Regions from separate parts of the Homo sapiens genome. Here region 2 is linked to region 1. A link is an interaction called in ENCODE POLR2A ChIA-PET data of the cell type or tissue named here. Cell type or tissue: OCI-LY7. All regions are shown on one strand. Links, peaks and the distances in the headings refer to the core of each region. The heading gives the core; the rest is flanking DNA.

What was found. Peaks named below come from ENCODE experiments on the same cell type or tissue, not always from the same donor. Only the 100,000 strongest peaks of a DNase experiment are listed, where the experiment ranks them.
Region 2: POLR2A ChIA-PET joins it to region 1 with 5 read pairs; 2 of 35 experiments call an interaction of 5 or more read pairs at or near these places.

What each region holds. Positions count from the first base shown.
Region 1 is chr6:152,973,617-152,977,616 of GRCh38, forward strand. FBXO5 (F-box protein 5) reads right to left here. Exons shown (of 5, transcript NM_012177.5): 2 at 1,291-2,005. Among named protein-coding and RNA genes, the nearest start is that of FBXO5, 7.4 kb to the right of the region's middle. In OCI-LY7, for the core only: no CTCF peak of the experiment used is centred there; a DNase peak (open chromatin) is centred at 1,795; H3K4me3 peaks cover 2,305 bases.
Region 2 is chr6:151,687,892-151,705,371 of GRCh38, forward strand. It overlaps a transcript of ESR1 not described here. Among named protein-coding and RNA genes, the nearest start is that of ESR1, 110 kb to the right of the region's middle. RefSeq lists a silencer at 8,712-8,839. In OCI-LY7, for the core only: no CTCF peak of the experiment used is centred there; no DNase peak of the experiment used is centred there.

The DNA.
Region 1 (4,000 bases), core at 1-4,000:
TTTGGAAGGCTGAAGCAGGCAGATCACGAGGTCAAGATATCGAGATACCCTCCTGGCCAACATGGTGAAACCCTGTGTCTACTAAAAATACAAAAATTAGCTGGGCGTGGTGGCACACGCCTGTAGTCCCAGCTACTCAGGAGGCAGAAGAATCACTTGAGCCCGGGAGGCAGAGGTTGCAGTGAGCTGAGATCGTGCCACTGCACTCCAACCTGGTGACAGGGCGAGACTCCGTCCCCAAAAAAAATTAAAAAAAAAGAAGCTGTTTATATCTGTTTTGCTTTAGCTCTGTTTCATAAAGACCAGTGTAAACTCACACTTGCAAAGAGTACCTCTAGATAATTTTTCAAAAAGCCAAAAAAAAAAAAACAACTCCAGTTAAGTCCTATCTAATTCTAGCCTGCATAATCACCTTAATTCTCAAAGTTATCTGACTAAGTGATTTTCCTTGGTAGATTGAGAAAGAAATGGTGGTTAGCACCAGGTTTCTAAGAAATTGTCATAAACAGAGCCTGGGAGGTGGAGGTTGCAGTAAGCCAAGATTGCACCATTGCGCTCCAGCCTGGGTGACTGGAGTGAAACCCTGTCTCAAAAAAAAAAAAAAGTCACAAATCTCTATTTGTGGATCTTTATATTTTCATCACTGTCAAATCTAGGAGAGCCCTAGCACCAAAAATGGCTTAGAAAGAACAAAAATTACTTCATACTTTCTGGTGTGACAAGTCATAATGCCTATTAGACATGTAGACTGGAACTAGGCTGTTTTACAGTTAAGCCCCAAAGATGTAACTTACATATTAGAAATTTCAAAACTAAAAGGAACAAGGATCCTAATCCAACAGAAATAGTTTTGTAATAGCATGAATATAAAATTTGAAATGACTAGGTTAAATGCATAATTCAAGTTTTCTTTCATCTTAGTGGCACATAGGTAGCAAAACACCAGCAAGTCATTACCGCAATTAAACAACATTGTAAGGTTATCTACAACAGGTTGAGCATCTCTAATCCAAAAATCTGAAAACTTTTGAATGCTGACATGATGCTCAAAGGAAATGCACATTGGAGCACTTGCGGATTTTGGATTAGGGATGTTCAACTGTTTAACCTGTAGGGTATAATACAAATATTCCAAAATTTGAAAAACATCTGAAATCCTTCTGGTACTAAGCATTTCAGATGAGGGACACTCAACCTGTACAACAGCCTTTGCATGAGCTGGTGGTACTGAGCCACTAACAGCAATGTTCAGTGTATTATGCTAATATGTATATTCAAAACAGTACTTACTTGATTAAGTCCATGTCACTGAGTTGTGCTAAAATAGTTGCTAAGACATGTCTGAGTCCCCTTCGAAAGAGTTCGCTGAGAATATCTACACATTCTAGGCCCATTTTTCTGCCAATTATATTCTGCAGTCTAAAATTTCCTCTGGCTATAATTTCCTTCAGCATCTCCCGATCTACTTTAGGATTTCGTTTTGCATTCTTTTTTAATGTTGAACAAACCACTTTTTCAAAATGAAGAACTGGCAGCAAGTTTTTGTTGGGATATTGGTCTGGGCTTTGTATTTGTAGCAGGCAGGATTGTAGACTGTCACCGAAATTCTCCTCCAGGAGGCTACCTTCTTCATGTTCACTGAGGCCACTTTGTAGAGAAAATGAGGAATAGCCACTGTCTTCATAAAGTCTACTGGTCTCTAGTGCTTCTATTTCATTTGTACTATTAAGTGTCTGTTGCACATGTTGATTTTCCTTGTTATGCAAGCGCTTGCTTTCAGTTTCAAGTTGTACAATCCTAGGGCTCACAATCGGTGACCCAATACATGACAGCCTTTCATAGTCTTTAATGCAGTCTTTACAGGAACCTTCCAAATATGCAGGGGTGTAGGAAACTAGTCTTCCAATGTCATCAGGTTTTACCAGTTTAAGTCCGGAATGAACATGGTTACAATTAAAATCACACTTCATTTTGACAGAAAGGGTAGAACTTTCTTCTTTACAACCTATAAAAAGAACATAACATTTACATCTTAATGGCAAAATTTCCACACATCCCTACTTCTTAAATTGGGATATACAAAGATTACTTTGCAATCTCTCAGCATTAGGTATTGTCTACATGTACTTGCTTACATAGCTGTGATGTTATTCAAGTTTAATTATTGATATGACAATAATATGTGAAAATATTACTTAAATCTTATAAGTACATACATATTATATTATTCTTGAGAAGGCACTTCAGAACAGACTGCTTTTGGATCTGCCTGGCTGTAACACCTGACTGTTGTCTATAACTGATTGAGTAAAAAATAGTGGAAAAAGGGGCTATATAATAAACATCTGTGTTTATGGAACAAATGAAGAAATGTGATGTATCAAAAGAGTAGGCGCTATGGTCAAAGTTATCCTTAAAGTAACCACAAATACTTTTAGATTCAGTGTTTATTCCTTGGACTTGAAATGACATTATGGTTCTCTTTGACGTAAGCACAACCCAAGCCACTGACAGCAAAAGTGGTTAAGATTAGTACAGGAGGACAAGGTATAAGGGTGGGAATAATCTTGATAAAAATAATAAAAATTTTGTGTATTATTTCACTATTAACAATGATTGCAAGCCTTAAAATAACTATTCAAGAAATCTATAGGTAGCTTGGAGAAAAGAACTAATAACACATTTAAACATCTATAAATTAAAGTCTACCTGAATTCCCACAGCTCTTATCTCCAAGTTTTATTCTGATGGGTGCTCCTGGTGACCTTCTAATATATTCAAAGCGTTTGTCTACCTTACTGGATAGTAAACTCGAGTACCGGGACATCTCCCTGTACCTTGTCTAATATGTGCTGGAAACTGCTCTTTAATCACTGAACAAAGACATTCCACGACTAATTTACCAAAGAACCGTAAGTATGAATAGTTCTGCTATCAATCAAAAGTAAGTGTTGGTAAATAAGAATGACACTCTAATCAATTAACCAGATTTAAGAATATGAGTGATAGGGCAGCAGGTGTAAATTACTGTTCAATTGCTTTAAATAACTTAAGATAAACTTGCTATTAATGATAAATAGAAAAAAGGGAAAGACTTGTTCAGGGTTTTATTACCACCCTGCTCCAACCCCCGGGATCTAAGAAATCAGTTAAGACACAATGGAGCAGGCAGCATCTTAAGATAGCTTTAAAGCAAGATTTCACCATCCCTGTGCTACAGACATTTTGCAGTGAATACCTCTTTGTTCTCAGGGACTGTCCTGTGCATTGTAGGATGTTAAGCAGCCTTTACCCATTAGACACCAGTGGCAGCCCCCACTCCCAAGATGCAATGTCTCCAGTTACCAGTTATTGCCAAATACTGGGCAGGGAAAAAGGCCAGATGCAAAATTTCCTCTATTCTTCAGTTGAGAACCACAACTCTAAAAAATGATTAGGATTTTGTCAGACAACAGTGGCCTGGGAAGGGCATTCACAATTTGAGCAACGGCACAATGCTGGGAAGGAATATGGTAGATGGGTTCAGAAAACTGTTTAGCATTGTTGAAGGCAGAGAGTAAGAGTAGGCAAACAATGGGGACATGAGCTAAGAAAGCCTGAATCTTAAATGCCAGGTTAAAATGTGCCCCATCTACCATCCCCACACAAGCCAATCATATATAGCTAACAATTTATCCTGTAAGTAAATGTATACAGCATCAGTATGTTTAGTCTGCACTAAATATTGGTAATGCGTTCATATAAAACTTAACCATTTTTTACATAGAGCAAAACTTTTTAACTCAAAGTAGAAATGGATACCTTCATAGAAAGTAACTTGTAGAGAGAAACTGCTTGTAAATTCCCAATGTTAATACAGTGAAAGACACATAGTATGTGCTCCAGGATCCTACTAAACCTAAAATTAAGGGTTCAGCTGCATAAAAAGCAAAGAATATACAAATTCTAGCTCCCTAATTAACCCTAAACCTAGAACAAATGATTCTGAGTGGTTTAGTTT
Region 2 (17,480 bases), core at 5,110-9,109, 1.3 Mb before region 1:
TGTGAGGGAATCAGGTGTAATGGCATGATACATCTCTTTAAATTATACTTACGAGATTAAATTTGTCCTGTGTTTCAATTACACTGTATTATACTGCTTCATTTAAATTGTTGTTTTCTTCTTTTTTAATTGTTCAACCTAATTGTCTAATAGTGATGAATGCAATTTAATTAGACACTTTTCCTTGAAGGATATATATATATTTTCCCTATAATAAAGCACAGAATAGTTTAAAAAATGTATTGGTCCAAGCACACATTTTTATTTTTAGTGATTTCATTAGAACAATAAACTTCAAAATGATTCATAACAACCTTTCTGGATTGATTTGATGGAACTGTTTTTACCCATTCACTGATAAACCTGTCAACAGTTTCCTCTCATGACACATACAAAGCACGTGTGTTCCCATAGTGTGTCCTTGTGTGTAATTCCTTGTGCTGGTTCAGATTCTGAAATGGAGCTTTAAAAGCATGGAGGCTTGAGTTGGTCCATGTGAGTTTGAACCCTGGCCGCAGCTGGTATGGGTACTTAATCTCAGTATCCCACGGTTTCCTCAACTGCAAAATGGGTTTTTAGTAGTACTTACCTCACTGGGTTGCTACAAAGATACTTAAACTAGTATCTGACATCTAGTACAGCCAGCCCTCCATATCTGTGGGTTCCACATCTGAGGATTCAATCAACCTCTGGTTGGATAAAAAATATCTAGGAAAATAGCTGCATACTAGGGGAAAAAAAAAAGAAAAAAATATCCAGGAAAAAAATTGTGCCAGTACTGAACATGACTTTGCTCTTTTCATTCTCTAAACAATATAGTATAACACATATTTACTTCACATTTACATTGTTTTAGGTATTATAAGTAATCTATGGATTATTTAAAGTATACAGGAGGATGTGCATAGGATATATGTAAATACTATGTGATTTTATATCAGGGACTTGTCCTGGAACCAATATCCCAACCCTAATACTAAGGGATGACTATATATGCTCAGAAGACATTTGTTGTCATTTTTATTCTCTTGCACTCAAGAAAGCACATATTGGAATGCAAACGAATATCAATAATAGTTTTTTAAAGGATAATTAAGTTAATTTATAATTTACATACAATATACATTGTACATTTATATTTTCTAATGAAAAGGAAATAATCTATAACCTTCAGTTCAGAATTCATTAGCTGTCCTATTTTGAGAACTGTTGCTCTATGTAATTTTCATCTCTGTATTGATGTGTAAAACTGGTTTTAACAGGTAGCTAAATGCTGTTTGAAAAGCATACTTCACCCATTCTGGCAACTAAAATAATTGAAAGATTTAATTAATTTAGAAAAAATATTTCGCTTTCAAAACACTTGAACTGTTCAGAGCATGTTATTCAATAATCTACCTTTCACCAGAAATCATAATAAACACAATAAAAATGCTTACAGAACCCCCACAATGCGTTAGTATACATGATTATTCCTTGTGTAAGTGAATCTTGTTGAGATTTTATGTTCAGTCAATTGCAATTAAATACTTTACATATTAACTAAAATGTGTCCTGCTCTATGTATTCTGGAGAAGTTACTCTCAGACAAATTTACATATTTAAATTATTTTATGGGCTAACTGATAAGTATAGAGAAGACTGAAGACAGTTAAGATCATTGATTTCAAAATGTTTTAAAGTGTTGATTATTTATTTTGGTTTTCTTTCTTTCCCATGCCAGTTTTGAGATGCACCTCTTACTTGGCAGGTGTTCCTCTGTACTGGGTACTGGGACAGAGAGAAATACAGTAGCAAGAGGGAGATCCTGCCTCCGCCCCATTCTACCATTCTCACTGCCAGAAAGCCAGCCTTTTTTCAAGGCTTGTAGAGAAGAAAAAGAGAAAATATTTTTAAAAATTCATTTAAAGTACCTACTGCATAAACCACACCAGACATGATGAGATATTAAAATGTCAATATTATTAAAAATTTTTAATATGATTTTACAGCCCCTTTGCTACTTTAAAATGTTTATCTTAGTGTTAAACAAACAATCAATAACCTCATAAACTTAAAAATTGCTGCAGGAAATACCGGACAGTTTATGGAAGGATCATATGACAGAAGGAAGGGCTGAAGAGTGTGAGAAGCTAGACCTCTGCAGGTTACCGAAGTCAAGAACCTCATTAATCGGTAACAAGAAGTGCAGAGCGGGCTTTTGAGTCCATGCCTGAGTAAGAAAGTCCCAAAAAACACTCACAGAAGATATTTCCTTGCCCCTGCTTTTAGTTTAGCTGTAGCTAACTTTGGATTAACAAAATTTATGTGCTGAATGATGTTTTATTTTTTTTTCCAACTCCACATGCCTGTCTAGACTTCAAGCTTTATTACGAATAAAGAGAAAATCGGCTGGATGGCATAAAAAATATTTCAGGCAGATTAACACATGATTTACCTCTTCTTGAACATCCATCTTAATGGAAGTGCTAAGAAAGTTAGATTCGGGCCTGGCTTGGCAAAAGCAAGGCCACCCCCTCCTCTATTTTTTCAATGAGATTTTCCAATCCTAGTCAAATGGTGGTGCTAGTTCTTTATTTTTGAGTTACTGCATTTCCTAATTTCATGGTCATAACAGCCTCCTGTCTACCGACTCAGAACGGATTTTACCAAAACTGAAAATGCAGGCTCCATGCTCAGAAGCTCTTTAACAGGCTCGAAAGGTCCATGCTCCTTTCTCCTGCCCATTCTATAGCATAAGAAGACAGTCTCTGAGTGATAATCTTCTCTTCAAGTAGGTACTCCTATTTCTTCTCAATTTATTTTTTCCTTTTTGATATAATGTGCTACTGTTTACAAGCATATTGTAACTTCAGAGCTTACCTCTCATCTTTAAAAAATGTTCATTTTTTTGTCTTTCTGCTCCAAGGATATTTTGCAAAGTTACTGGCAAGTATTCCTGGGATGATAAAATGTGAAATCTAAACTTGGTACAGTGGAAATTCACTTCTAGAATAATATTTAGCTGAGGCAGAGGGCAATCCGACTACCCTTTTCTTAGTACAGCACACACAGGCTGCCTGTCTGTTCCAGATAACATAAATGTATTGGATCTAGCACTAGCTAGGAGACACTGTATTGTTGAACTGTGTTAGAATTTTATAAGCTCTTAATTGGACAAATCTCAGAGTAGCATGAACACACTACCTGTTTTCTGAATCTTTGGAGCCATAACTTACGTGAGTTTGAACTAAGCGATGTGAATAAGCCATTATTTGTTTCCTAAAGGCAGTCAAGTTTTCTGAAAAGCTACACATTTAGCAGCAAAAGAACGAGCCCCTCTGTCTTGAAATGGGCCTCTGATTTTAAGCAAGCTCTTTTGAGTCCTGGTGTCCCATTTTCTCAGTTCCTTTTTGCCTCACAATGGCACATACATAATGACTCCACCACATATAGCAGTGGGCTACTCGGGTAATGATGTGGCAGTCACAAGACAGGGCAGAATACTTTCATTTTGGTTAGAGGAATGCCACATGTCTTAGGAAATGCTCGCTGAACTGTAAGTTTCATACTTTGTCAAGAAGATAACCAGTATTCTCTCAAACAAGTCCGTAGGAGCCAACATGATTAAAAGATTTTAAAGCAATTTACTCGATAGAAGGGTTGGGCTTAATCAGGACTTGTGATCATGGCAATGGTTCCTGCTTAAAGGTGCCAGATTTTTAATGCCTTTATGTGCCAGATCTAATAGGCTTACAGAGCAACTCCATGTATATGAGGTTGCTGGGAAACTCATCTGGTTTTGAATGTGGTATATACATATTTTAATATTGAGAGTAAACAGGAAGACCAGGTAGAAGTATTTGAACTGAATTCTGAAACGTACAGAGAACTTAAATTGGATGAGAATGTTTGAGAACCATGGATGGTTCAGGGTCCATTTGTATACCATAAAATCCCTTCCTATTTCTCAAAAGCAAATATTTTCTTTGATTTTGTTAATATCCTGTGATGACTGCCCACTAGGCCTTGGAATGCATGCAGATAATGCTGTAGCAGTTGGATAAAATACTCTAGAATGTCAGATTTTCAAGGAAATTACAAATAAAAACAATGTAGGTAAAAGATACGACATGTAGGAAAAAAGCAAAATTTTCCTTAAGAATACAAGCGTCGTATTTACGAGTAGAAGATTTTTCTTGGACATTTGGAGATACGTGTTTCATTTTATTGCTTGTGACAGTCAAGGAAAGGAATAAAGCTCTTGTGTCTTAAACTTGCAGCAAGAACAAAGTCCAACTATCTTTCGTTTCTGATAACTCTGTGTCTTTTTGTTCAATATTGGGTTTAGAGCTAGCTACCATCTACCTTCCCTTCAAACACTCACTCTAAACCTCCACACAGTGTAAGTATTTACATCAGGCATCTGCTAAACATTTTCACATGGTTATCTGCAGGTCTTCTCTGAGTCTGTCTGCATTCATTTATCCTAGTTGCTCAGAACAATCGCTTGGGCTGACGGCCTGGTGGTTGAGTTTACTTTGCTTTGAATAGGGAACAGCTGTGCTCCAGGACTGCAGATTGGCTATTCGGAAAAAAGGGCAAGGAAGAGAGTGACCCAGCTCTGGGTAGACCATCCACACTGTAAAAAAAAAAGTCATAGCATAGTCTTCATCTATGGCAGTGGAGATATGGTCCTGTCCATCCACCTCTATCAGGAGAGGGTCTCCATTGTTAATCTCCGAGAAAGAGGCGCCATCTGTGAAACCTCCTGCATATTGTCTAATGAAGTGCTATTTTGAAAGGCGTGCACTGTACAGGTAAGAGTGATGATGGTGTGCCTGCCTTCTGGGCAACATCTCAGTAGACTTCCTCTGAATCATTCCCACTGGACCCAACAGCAAAAGCGTACACATCATTGAGTTTTATCGTTCTATCTAAGGCGTATAACATTTTTCTCTCTGAAAGTCTGTGATTCTTTCGGAGAATGAAGGGGCTTACCCTATCCATCTGCCCCTAAAAATATTCGCTGGAAAGCTGATACCTCTGCTCAGGTTTTCCACAGCAGATCACTCTTCAGTAAGAATTCTGATATTAAGTAGTTTAATTCAGATCCATGGAAAATGACTGAGTACCAGCCATAGCTCCCACCACTCTCTAGCTGTGCAATTTAGAGGCAGATTATTTAACCTCATGCCTTGAATTTCTCATCTGCAAAGTGGGAGTACTAACAGTAGCTACCAGATATATTATATGGAATAAATGACATTAAGCCACTCATTAAACTCCTTGCAGTTTCCAAGCATTAGAAACTCAGTATGAGGAAGTTATTTCTATTCTAAGCCTAGCACAGTGCCTGGTACTCAATACATGTTGGTTGAATCAGTGAAATAATTCAAGGTCAGCACCAAAGCTGCTAGGAATTTATGAACATCTGATCATAACTGGAAACTTGATCTAAAAAGCAAAGGGCAGTCAATCCAATCAACTGAGCGTACCATCTGTTGAAATGCTGCTGCTTCTGTAATGAGTATAAAGTGTTGGAAGAGAAAGTCCAGGAACCTCCATCATTCTTCCATCATTCCTCTCCTTTGTGACTATCTTTGTGATGAGAAGGGTAACAAAAAAATCTTGCTGAGATGAGCGTGTCAAAAACGTGTTACAAATGCTTCACATTCCCTTTCACATCAACAGAAGCATGTTGCTTCATTGTTGGGCAATGTCTTAGTCCATACACACATAGAGCTCTATGCTGATTTTTTTTTGAGATGGAGTCTCGCTCTTTCACCGAGGCTGGAGTGCAGTGGTGCTTTCTCAGCTCACTGCAACCTCCGCCTCCCAGGTTCAAGCAATTCTCCTGCCTCAGCCTCCAGAGTAGCTGGGATTACAGGCATGTGCCACCATGGCCAGCTAATTTTCATATTTTTAGTAGAGACGGGGTTTTACCATGTTGGCCAGGCTGGTCTCAAACTCCTGACCTTAAGTGATCCACTCGCCTTGGCCTCCCAAACTGCTGGGATTACAGACGTCAGCCAGCATACCCGGTTGTATGCTGATGTTCTAATTCAATGTGATACCAAAGACCTGAGATAGTCTCTCCCACTCTGGCCCCATAACATATGTCCACGAGGTGGTAATAATAACAACTATAGTAGCACCTAAGGTTGGGGCAGCTCTTACTTTGTGCGATGCTTTTTATAGTGTTATTACGTGTGATTCTCACAGCAACCCCAGGTGGTGAACAACGTTATGATTCCTGTTGTACAAATGAGGAAACTAAGGCTTTGCAAAGCTAGGTAACATGCCCAATATTACACAGCTTCAAAAGTGACAGCCCTAGGACTTGAAGATAAACTCATCTAATTCCAAAGCTCATGCTTTTAGCCATTACTTGAGACAGTATTAACTTTTAAAGTTTGTAATCAATATGAATTTGGCCTTGGGAAAGCAGGTTAAGCATCTGGGGTTGATGGGAGATAACATTACACCCTCTCTTAGCCTCAGCAACTTCATCTGTAAAATGGGAATAATTACATCCGAGTCACAGAAGTTTTGTGGCTCTTCATGAGGATTAAATAAAGTAATGCATGTAAAAGAGTTTTGTACAAAGTTCACTTTTATAAAATGCAAGTTGTGGCCGGGATTGGTGGTTCACGCCTATAATCCCAGCACTTTGGGGGGCTGAGGTGGGTGGATCACCTGAGGTCAAGAGTTCGTGACCAGCCTGGCCAACACGGTGAAACCCGTCTCCACTAAAAATACAAAAATTAGCCAGGAGTGGTGGCATGGGCCTGTAATCTCAGCTACTTGGGAGGCTGAGACTGGAGAATCGCTTGAACCCGCGAAGTGGAGGTTGCAGTGAGCCGAGATTGTGCCATTGAACTCCCACCTGGGCAACAGAGTGAAACTGCATCTAAAAAAAGACAAAAAAAAAAAAAGTAAGTTGTTATATGCAATGCATAAATTATTACTTAGTTCCATGTAAAATCTTCCCACTAAGTGAATGAGGGTTCACCTGGCTGTAGTGCTATGAGATAGATATGAGGGGCAGATTGGTTTATGCTTCTCAAAAACAGAAAGTGTGCCAGGGTGGAAGTGTGGGTGGGGAGTCTCCGCCTCCCAGCCATGTGGCAAAGCTGGAATGTGAGTACAGCAGCAGTATGGATGCGGTTTTGAGGGGATGGTGGTAATCCTCTTCTGGCGGCACCCCTCCAGTATTGTGGGATGCTCTCTGATTTCTTTTGAGAAGACAAGTAGCTAGGAGCTTCCCTAGCCTTTCTGTTGTAAAAACCATCAAGATCCCTGTTGAATGCATACCTGGAGCTTGGTTTCCCTAAGCACAGACTTTAATAACTTCATTTGGATTTAGTCTCCTATTTAAAGCTGCCACCCACTCTCAATTTTTTGGGTTTTCCTACTAAGAATGGATATAACATGGGCAGTCTTCCAGTTCTCCTTTCTTGCTGCCTTGAAGACAACACACAGGCCAATCACAAGGAGGCAGAGACAGGCCCCAACAAGTTGACAATCCTAGAGAGCTTAGTGTGAGTAGACTTGCTGAGGTTCCTGACTTTTGCTGGAATAGGAGAGTGCCACTGGCTTTTTGACATTTCTTTTTCCAACTGTTTCCTTGTCAAAATGACCAGCAGCTCAGCTCCCCTAAACATACCTCCTCCCCTAGATTGGTTCAGAGGAAGCCATCAAGGTCCTTTTGCAAACGGATGATCTGCATTTTTGAGATCCTTCTTTCCTCTGCTGTTCATAGAAATGGTCTCATTGGAATAATTCCTTTTGGAACGTTACTAAGGACACCAAGAAATCAACAAGAAAATTTGAGTGTATCTGACAGAAGAAATTTGGCTTTTGTACTCTAATAATTATTTATTAGAAGCAATAACTGGTCAGAATTTATTTGCTTAAAACCATGTAAAGAAAGGTGCTTAATAAAGATAATTGCATCACATATAGTAATCCGTTTTAGTATCTTTCACCTTAAAACTATGTGACAAATAAAGACACAAATTGCTCTTTCTTTCTAATAAGCAATTTTGGAAATTCCTTATTGGGAAATTCCAAATTTTACAAAATTTACAAAATTTAAAATTTTGGAAATCGTACCTGCATCAAGTTTTCTGAAAGAATATTTAAGGATTAAGGTTACTTAGAATCCAATATATGCATAGTTTAATTTAACTCATATTGTTAAATTCTTTTTCTAATTTTATTTAAGAAATGAGTAATATTGACAAGGGCCTTGCTGTGGTTTATTATGGCTTGTCCTAGAGTCTCTATTCCCAGCTAGATTAAAAGTGCCTCAGGGCTGGGCATGGTGGCTCATGTCTGTAATCCCAATATTTTGGGAGGCTGAGGCCAGTGAATCAGTTGAGGCCAGGAGTTTGAGACCAGCCTGGCCAACATAGTGAAATGCTATCTCTACTAAAAATACAAAAAATTAGCCGGACATGGTGGTGCATGCCTGTAATACCAGCTACTTGGGAGGCTGAGGCAGGAGATTCGCTTGAACCTGGGAGGCGGAGGTTGCAGTGAGCTGAGATAACACCACTGCACTCCAGCCTGGGAGACATAGAGAGACTCCATCTCAAATAAATAAATAAATAAATAAATAAATAAATAAATAAATAAATAAATAAGTAGTGCCTCGGGTGCATAGATGGGGTTGTTCAGTTTTCTACCCTGTGCCTTGGGAAGTGCCTGGTACACACTGGTGTTTGGCACATAATTGTAGAGTGAGATTGAGCCTGGCATGTTCCTTGATCCCTAGACAATCTCTATCAGGTGTGATCAGTAAGGCACATAATATGATATGTGACTATTACAGAGTAGCACACTACAATATGTGCCTAAAGCCATAACATCAACTAATACAATTCAGCAGAGTAGAATGTGAAGAGTGCTTGCAGAGTGCTGAGCACCACGGTGAGGAAGTGTAAACAGAAGAAGGTATTTCTGGGTTGGTGCAGGATGGTTAGGGATAGCTTTGGGTAGGAAGCGACTCTTGACCATGACCTTAAAGGACAGGTAATGTTTACATGGGAAAATACAAGGAAAAGGAGGTGCATAATGAAAGGCATGGGGGAGGTGGTTTTGGGAAACCATCAGTCTGACAGAAACATAGTTAAGAAAAGTGCAAGGTGGTGGTAGGAGGTAATTTAGAAGTGGAGAGTCAGATGTCCTATTAAGGAGCTTGAACTTTATCTTGTAGGCATTAAAGATGTTGGTGTAGGATTGGAATGAAATAAAGACTTAACCTTAGAAAAATACTGTGTGGATTGAAGTTTTCAGATGAAGAGTGGGTACATCAATTCGGAGGTGAGGGAAATAGTTCAAGGGAGGTGTCACACCATTAAAAAAAATCTTTTAGGACTTGTTTTTTGCAATCATGATTGTTTATGGTTGTAAAGATTTTGTTTCAGAAATGATTGGTGGAGAAAGAAGTGTATTGAGAATCAAAAGATGGGACTGTGCCACTGATGTGCGCAGTGAGAAGCTGCAAGCTTGGTGCCCCATCTTCCTAACTGTAAAATGGGCATAACAACTACCAGACAGCCGTCAAAACATTATACTAGTGATACAATGAAGACTAAGTGATATAATTTTGAAAGGCAGTATGCCTTATATGTGTAAAATGCTGTTTACTTGGAATATTTTTATAGTAAAATTATTTTCTTTGGACAAGATATAGATGCAGAAGAAAATGATCATATTTCTGTGAGATTAGGATTCAGACCATTTGAATTTTTTATATTTATTAAATAGGTACTTTATGTTGGGTACTGAATAAGTCTTTTATTTTTAACACCTCATTTCCCTCACAAAATGGATGGCATCTTTGGACTAGGGGAAATGTGTGGTCCCTGCAGCTGTAGTATTTTATGATTCTATAGCTTTTGCCTTTAGCAAACTTCTCTTAGAATAGTGATTTAAGGGCTGGGTGTGGTGGCTTACACCTGTAATCCCAGCACTTTGGGAGGCTGAGGCAGGCAGATCACCTGAGGTCAGGCATTCGAGACCAGCCTGGCCAACATGGTGAAACCCCTTCTTTACTAAAAATAAAAAATTAGCCCCGTGTGGCAGCATGCGCCTGTAGTCCCAGCTACTAGGGAGGCTGAGGCAAGAGAATCGCTTGAACCGGGAGGTGGAGGTTGCAGTGAGCCAATATTGTACCACTGCACTCCAGCCTGGGCGACAGAACATTTAATGCTGGTGGCTCACACCTGTAATCCTAGCACTTTGGGAGGCCGAGGTGGGTGAATTGCTTTTGCTCAGGAGTTTGAGAGCAGTCTGGGCAACATGGCGAAACCCCATCTCTATAAAAAATACAAAAATTAGCCAGGTGTGGTGGTGCACGCCTGTAGTCCCAGCTACTTGAGAGGCTGAGGTGAGAGGATGACTTAAGCCCAGGAGATCCAGGCTGCAGTGAGCTGACATAGCGCCACTGCACACTGCATTCCAGCCTGGGCAACAGAGCAAGATCTTGTCTTAAAAAAAAAAAAAAGTGACTTAAGATACTGACAGTATAAACACAACCAAACCCATGGGCATCTGTGCTGGGAATAAAAGACAGACATGTTTTCATTGCACTGATTTAGGATTCTGCTTGGAAAGGAAAACTGTGATCTCTCCTGCAGTTGCCTAAAATGCTTTACAGTTATGGGAATGGAAAAGCTAAATTCTGTGATTTGTGGGTAGAGGGAAGGAGGACGAGTGTCCTTTCTGATTTCCTCTTTTTCCTTCTCTTCCAAGGGGAAATAAAAGGCTAGAGCAACAATTTAAAAAGAAAAGGCAAGGAGCTACTGGGGGTAGAGTCGGGAGGGAAAAAGGCCAAACCCACTAAATAATTTCACTTCAGTTACAGTAAATCTCAAATGATGATGCTACACTCCTGAGAATGTTCCATGGTGGAAATGCCTGGGCTTTGAATTTTGAGCAGCGAAGTACCAGGAGAGGGTGACATGATAACATTCAACAGGAAGAACACTGCTCTTGTCCGTTTGACGGTCCTATTCCTCCGGATCACTCAATCTTCACAAATCAAGCATATAGCTCCTTCACATGTCATTTGTGAAGGGAAAGACTCCTAGGAAAATGTTTTCTAGGAAAGGGAAAAAAGCAGAAAGCAAAGGTCTCCTGCTTACTACAGCATTCGTGTTGCATAAGCAGTATTAATGTAGTGGAGTATTAATCACTTAGAACAGTTCACGTATTATTCCTATCTGGGCTCTGCAGGGTCCTTTCTTCACTTCTTTCTCGACATTTGGATTCTGTCCATTTTACTCCTCCCTCTGCACTTGGAATAGAAGTGAAATTTGTTGTGCCAATTCTCTGCTTGTTAGAAGCCATGGTAATGTTTAGTAGGGGAAAAGATTTGTACTGCTACATAGAAGGAGGTTTTGGGATTATTTAAGACTTTACTTTGTTGATGGGATTCCTAGAATCTACTATTACTGGGTATACTAGACAAGTTTGTAGATTTACAAAAGTGTGGATAACATGGGTTGCACTTGATTTCTTTATCCAGCTCTTTGGTTCTAAATTTATTGCCAATTTTATTTATCAAAACTATTCTCAGCGGAGTAGTATTTTCTGTGGACACAAGGAAACATCTGTGAGCTTAAACCTTAGAGGCAGATAGCCAGTTAGAACATTTGGCATATGAAGCTTAGATAGCAGAAGAGAAAAATTAACCAAGGCAACCCTCAAAAATATTGAGAAGGCAACTAAGAAAAATTTCTTATCACTGACAGACTGCAGTATTGAGTTCGTGTTAATGAAGAAATGTCAGAATACATAATGAATCAATAAGGAGTGTCATATTATGGCAAGTTTCAATGTTGGTGTCAATCTCGACTGCCAGGATTTATGGTAGATTATATAATGGAATCCTGAGTTCTGAGAGATCAAAGGAAAATGCTGGCTCTTTCTTCATCCATTCTCTTAGGTCAAGCCTATGCAGCAAGAAGCCAAGTTGAGAATTGAGCAATTATCTGAAGTGGGCAGTGGAGACGGCCAAACCAGATAATATATAACCAGAAAGTCACCGTGGAGGGAAAATGTGGACTGAAAATAGGATAAGGGGTGGAGGTAGAATGTCAAGCCATTTGGTCAGTGTCCACAGTCCAAATTTACTGAATAACAGCCAATTCCTTACTTCATGTGGTTATTTAGAGCGAGACTAGAGGACAAGTGAAAAAAAAAAAAAAGAGTTCATTCCTAAGGTTGTTGCATGTTTGTGCAAAATTTCTTCAAATCTCTGTTATTATCTGTTACATGTCTAATTCTGAGTACTTCCAGAGATTGCATTTCATTACTTTAGATTAGTGGGTTGAAGTGGTGGAGGAAGCCCATATAATCTGACTTACATGGAGAAAACAAGTCTTTTTTTATAGTTTAGTTGAGTGTTATATTTAATTAGCCTTTTTTTCCCTCCATAATGCATGCTTATGAATTTTCCACTTAAAATTCTGAGGCTCTGACCTTTATCATTTCCTCATGGAGCAATTTCTGTACCTCCTTAACTTTAGTAGAACATAGCAATGAAATATACAAGTCCCCTAGAATAGAATTTGTGTGAATTTGGTTTTCTAAAAACACAACTACCAAAGTCTGAGGACCAGTGTGGTATTTTTTTCTTCTATTTGATATGGAAACCATAAACTACTTACTTTGAGCAGATGTTTCCCAGTCCTAAAATACAGCTATCAGTCCACTGGCCCCTATAAATCTGTTGGAGTGCACCTGCTAATTCTGAAGCCTCCCTAATACAATGTTAAACTTTCCTTTTTTTTTTTTTTTTTTTTTTGAGAAAAAAATTGTAAATTAGGTTCACTGTTGCTTGGAATTAGGAAAAAATAAAAACACAGGCATACTAATATTTCAGATGGAAAAACAAAGTTAAGAATTCAACAAGTTTTTTTCCCCCACTCTATCATGTCTTGCACATTTAAAGCTGTTATACAACATTTTAAAAACAAACCAAAAAAACCCAGGGCCTTTTTCCAACAGCTTAGGCTGATGACCCACAGTAAAAAAGTGCCCCATGGGATATTCTTAAAGCACCCCAAGGGAGTCTATTGAAATAACTTAAAGTAAAAATTCAGAAGAATTTTACATGTAATTAAAAATTAAGAACGTTGTTTTATAAGCAATAGGGAAAAGCTGTATTAAGTTGCATTGCTCAATTTCTCACTTGCTCTGTGCAGTGACTGCTTTTTCAACCATGTAACAACGTCTGAATCTTCGTGGTAAAATCATACCTATCACAGCCACAGCAGGTTTTGTTCTGCTGCTGCACATGTGATTTGAGATACTGTGGGCTGGGAGTTTTTTTTTTTTTAATTTCTAATGGCAAAATGGATCTATAGAAATGGAAGTCATCTGTAATCTCAGCACTTTGAGAGGCTGAGGTGGGTGGATCACCGGAGGTCAGGAATTGGAGACCAGCCCAGCCAACATGGTGAAACCCATCTCTACTAAAAAGATAAAAAATTAGCTGGCGGGCGTGGTGGTGTGCGCCTGTAGTCCCAGCTACTTGGGAGGCTGAGGCAGAAGAAATGCTTGAACCCAGGAGGTGGAGGTTGCAGTGAGCCGAGACCGCACCGTTGCACTCCAATCTGGGTGGCAAGAGCGACACTACATCTCAAAAAAAAAAAAAAAAAAAAAAAGAAGAAGAAGAAATGGAAGTCATCCCGTGGGCCTGAGTTGGTGTAGTGGATTATGGCCTGTGCGTGAATGAAGAAATACTTGCCAATGGCATCAGTGGTAACTAGCTTAAGCCCTACTCAGCTTTGTAAAATAATGTAATCAAGGAATTTGATCTGAACAGGTAAGCCAAACATTGATTCTTCAGTGCCTATTGATAAGTGAGACTACTTTTCTTTTTAACAGCCTTATTTCACTTAAGTGGGGAGTCAAACTAGCTTTAATTAAGGAAATCTGTAGAAATCACCCACATCTCCCTTTCCTTCTCTGTTAAAAAAACAAAAGGAAGAAGAAAACTAGGAAGGAGTAAGCACAAAGATCTCTTCACATTCTCCGGGACTGCGGTACCAAATATCAGCACAGCACTTCTTGAAAAAGGATGTAGATTTTAATCTGAACTTTGAACCATCACTGAGGTATGTGTGAACATACTAGTTTCCTCTTTCTCTCTCCTGACTTTGTCCGTGAATTGATAAGATCTAATTTGGTCATCAGTTTGGAGAACGATTTTTCATTTAATTTCTTTCATTATCAAGTGTGTATTGTCAGGGGCTTAGCAGTACACCTACTATCTGATGGGCACTCTACATGCGTTGCTTAGGTTGAAATTAAGGATACAATCTGTGCACTACCACCATTTAAAAAAATCCCCAAGTCTACTGTGTGGGTGAGGTTTCTTTGCATAGTATCAGAGAGGTTAACCAATTTATTTACATACTCAATAGTCCACTCTAAGTAGGGAAAATCCAAGCTTTTTTTTTCTTAAGAAAGAGCTTTTCATTCTTTTTTCCCTCAGAGCTTTACCATAGTTTCCAGCAAGTGAAAACATTTCTTGATTTGAATTTCACAACCTCCTTCTCCTCTTGCCAGTTGTATGGTGCTAATAGGAAGCAAAATGTGAGTGTGCTTTTAATTTAACCCTAAAATAGGGGAATATCTTCAGAATTTAGACTTTACATATTCAGTGACCTACCTAAAAATAGAGACATAGTTCTAACCTTCTCAATCATTAAGAAACATTTCTATTGAATTTAATTATTCAAAACAACAGGTAGCAGTTTCACAAGGGAAAAGACAAGCCATGCCACTTGTATTTGTGGTCACCAAGTAATTACATTATTTTTTATTTAAAATTAAGATAAAATAACTTACTGACTGTCAAGTCCATTTCTCATTTCCTCCATAGAACATTTTAAAACTAGTTCACAAACCTCTTGAAAAGTCATGCCTCTAGAAAGTGCAAATTGTCACCATTGCCTAGAAGCCAACTTGAGAGGCTGTGTATCTATGCAGCATTTTGCAAATCCAGTAGCAGGCATGTGATATAAAAGATTAAATGCACCCCTGATTTGTGAATACTATCCTAGCCTTCAAAATGTTCAAAAGCACAGGAAGTCTGCACTTTTAAAAATATAACCTGCCCAAATTGCAAGGGAGGGGTTGGGTGTAGGACCTAGGTCTGTCTGCCAATCAGCTTGAGATGCCAGTGGACGAAACCTGACTTCACTAAAAACCAGACTGGCAAATATTACTCAGCGTGGTAATTTCCTAATTGTAGAACTGGCCTGTTTGGTGAAGTATTTCAGGAAAATTTTTAGCTGGACCTTTTCTACCCTACTGCATAAGAAATGAAGGTTTCTAGGCAAAGACTTTACTTAGTGACTAACCAAAAATGGTAAATAAAGTCACCACTTCCAGGCTTAGCTACTGTCCTCAAAACAGCTGCAGGACTGGTCAGGCCAGTCTTCTGAGGCTGGAGGTGCATGTGGAACCCCCAGAGCCTTGTCTGCAAGGGCATGGCTGACTGCAGGCTGTTTAGAAGCACCCCGCCCCGTGAAACTCCTCTGGCTTAGGAATTTTAAACAGTTCTAGTTCTAATCTCTCTGCTCAGAGTCTGAGCAGCTGTGAATGAGCTCTCCTGTGAATCACAGAAATGTTAATGGGTGAGCTGCTCTAGCTTCTTACTTCCAAGTGGAAGGCGCCTGTAGCTCTTTGCCAGCTTGATGCAGTGAGTTTGATTCCTCTTTTGGGCAGCAGGGAGAGATAATGAAGGAGGGGGAAAAAAGATTTTAATATAGAAACGAGTCTTCCATCTGGCTGAGGCTGAACAAAGTAGAAGAACCAGTGCAAGTCACTGGGGGTATGGATCTCATACCATTTTCAGCATATACCTCCCTTTCTCTCTTTTTGATTCTACACATGTCAGTCCCTGAGTAGTCTTGCATTGCTTTCCCCACTTTGAAGTCTTAGATCCAAAACTTTGATTCCAGAAAGGTCTAAGGTGCTGTTGCTGAGATTTTGAAAGAGACCTGAGACAAACTGTTGGGATTCTAGACGCTATTGCGCATCTGCCTGGGTAACTGTGTCACTTAGGTTGGGTCACCAGAATAATTCTCCTCCATTTTTGCTGCCTTTCCAATTTATAAACAACACAGAACATCAGTGGTTCTCCCATAATCAAATATATTTGGCTCTATTAATATTAAAATTTGATCTTGAGTAGAAAGATTCTAAGGGCTAAAAAATAAAAGATGTAAAATGTATGTTGATAGGTTAGTGTAGAAGCCACCCATGGGGTTGCCCCCACTCCCACTCTTTCATATTTTTTTTAAGAAACAACACTCAAGTTACAAAGTCGATTCTTTTTTTGTTTTGTTTTATTTGAGACTGAGTCTCACTCTGTCACCACCCAGGCTGGAGTGCAGTGGTGCGATCTTGGCTCACTGCAACCTCTGCCTCCCCGGTTCAAGCGATTTTTCCTGCCTCAGCCTCCCAAGTAGCTGGGATTACAGGTGCCCGCCACCACACCCAGCTAATTTTTGTATTTTTAGTAGAGATAGAGACAGGGTTTCACTATGTTTCACCATGTTGACCAGGCTGGTCTTGAACTCCTGACCTCAGGTGATCCACCCGCCTCAGCCTCCCAAAGTGTTGGGATTACAGGCGTGAGCCAACGCCCCTGGCCACAAAAGTCAATTCTTAACTTAAAACATAAAAGTTCCATTTCTTTTATGGTCTACTTAGTCATGTCTGGAGTCAGTGAGCTCAGTCAAGTAGTTTGCAGAATGACAGTTGTGATACCTATTCATTTACCCACCAGATTATTTTCTGCTCTCCATGGCACTTTATAGAAAACAGTTTATTCGGTCATTACAACAGCTCTAGGAGGGGGTTTCATTAAACCCACTTTCTAGGAAAGCGAACTAAGGCTTAGAAAAATCAAGTAATTTGCTAAAGACTACCCAGCTGGCAATGATATGACAGGACATGAACTTAGGACAATAACTCAAGGTCTTGGTCCCTGTAAATATGGGTTTCCAGGTTATGTATGCAGGCAGAGGGCTTAGATCCTGAAGTTTCCTTCAGAAACTTCAGGATCTAAGCCCTCTATATAGGAGCAGTATAAAAAGGAAGGATCTCTTCCCATAGGGAGCTTGTCATCCATTGAATGAGGAACTCAGACTTCCACTGTGAAATGATATTTGTATCCCCATTGTGTGCGAGATATGGGGACTCTGATCATCATAAGAGCACATTTTTCCTGCCTATAAATGATACTTAATAGAGCTGACAGATTATATATATCTGGAACACTTTTACCTAGCAGAAAGACAACAGGCTAGGATTAGCTGACTAATAATTTTATTTATCAAGCTCAATTCCCATGCTGACTTCTCTTCCTCTAGTGAAAATGTGTCATCAGATTTGGTCCCAAACTGGAGAGGTGAAAGGATCCTTTGACCAGTATAATAGCCATGCCATCAGTTTTGCTTTCCTAATTA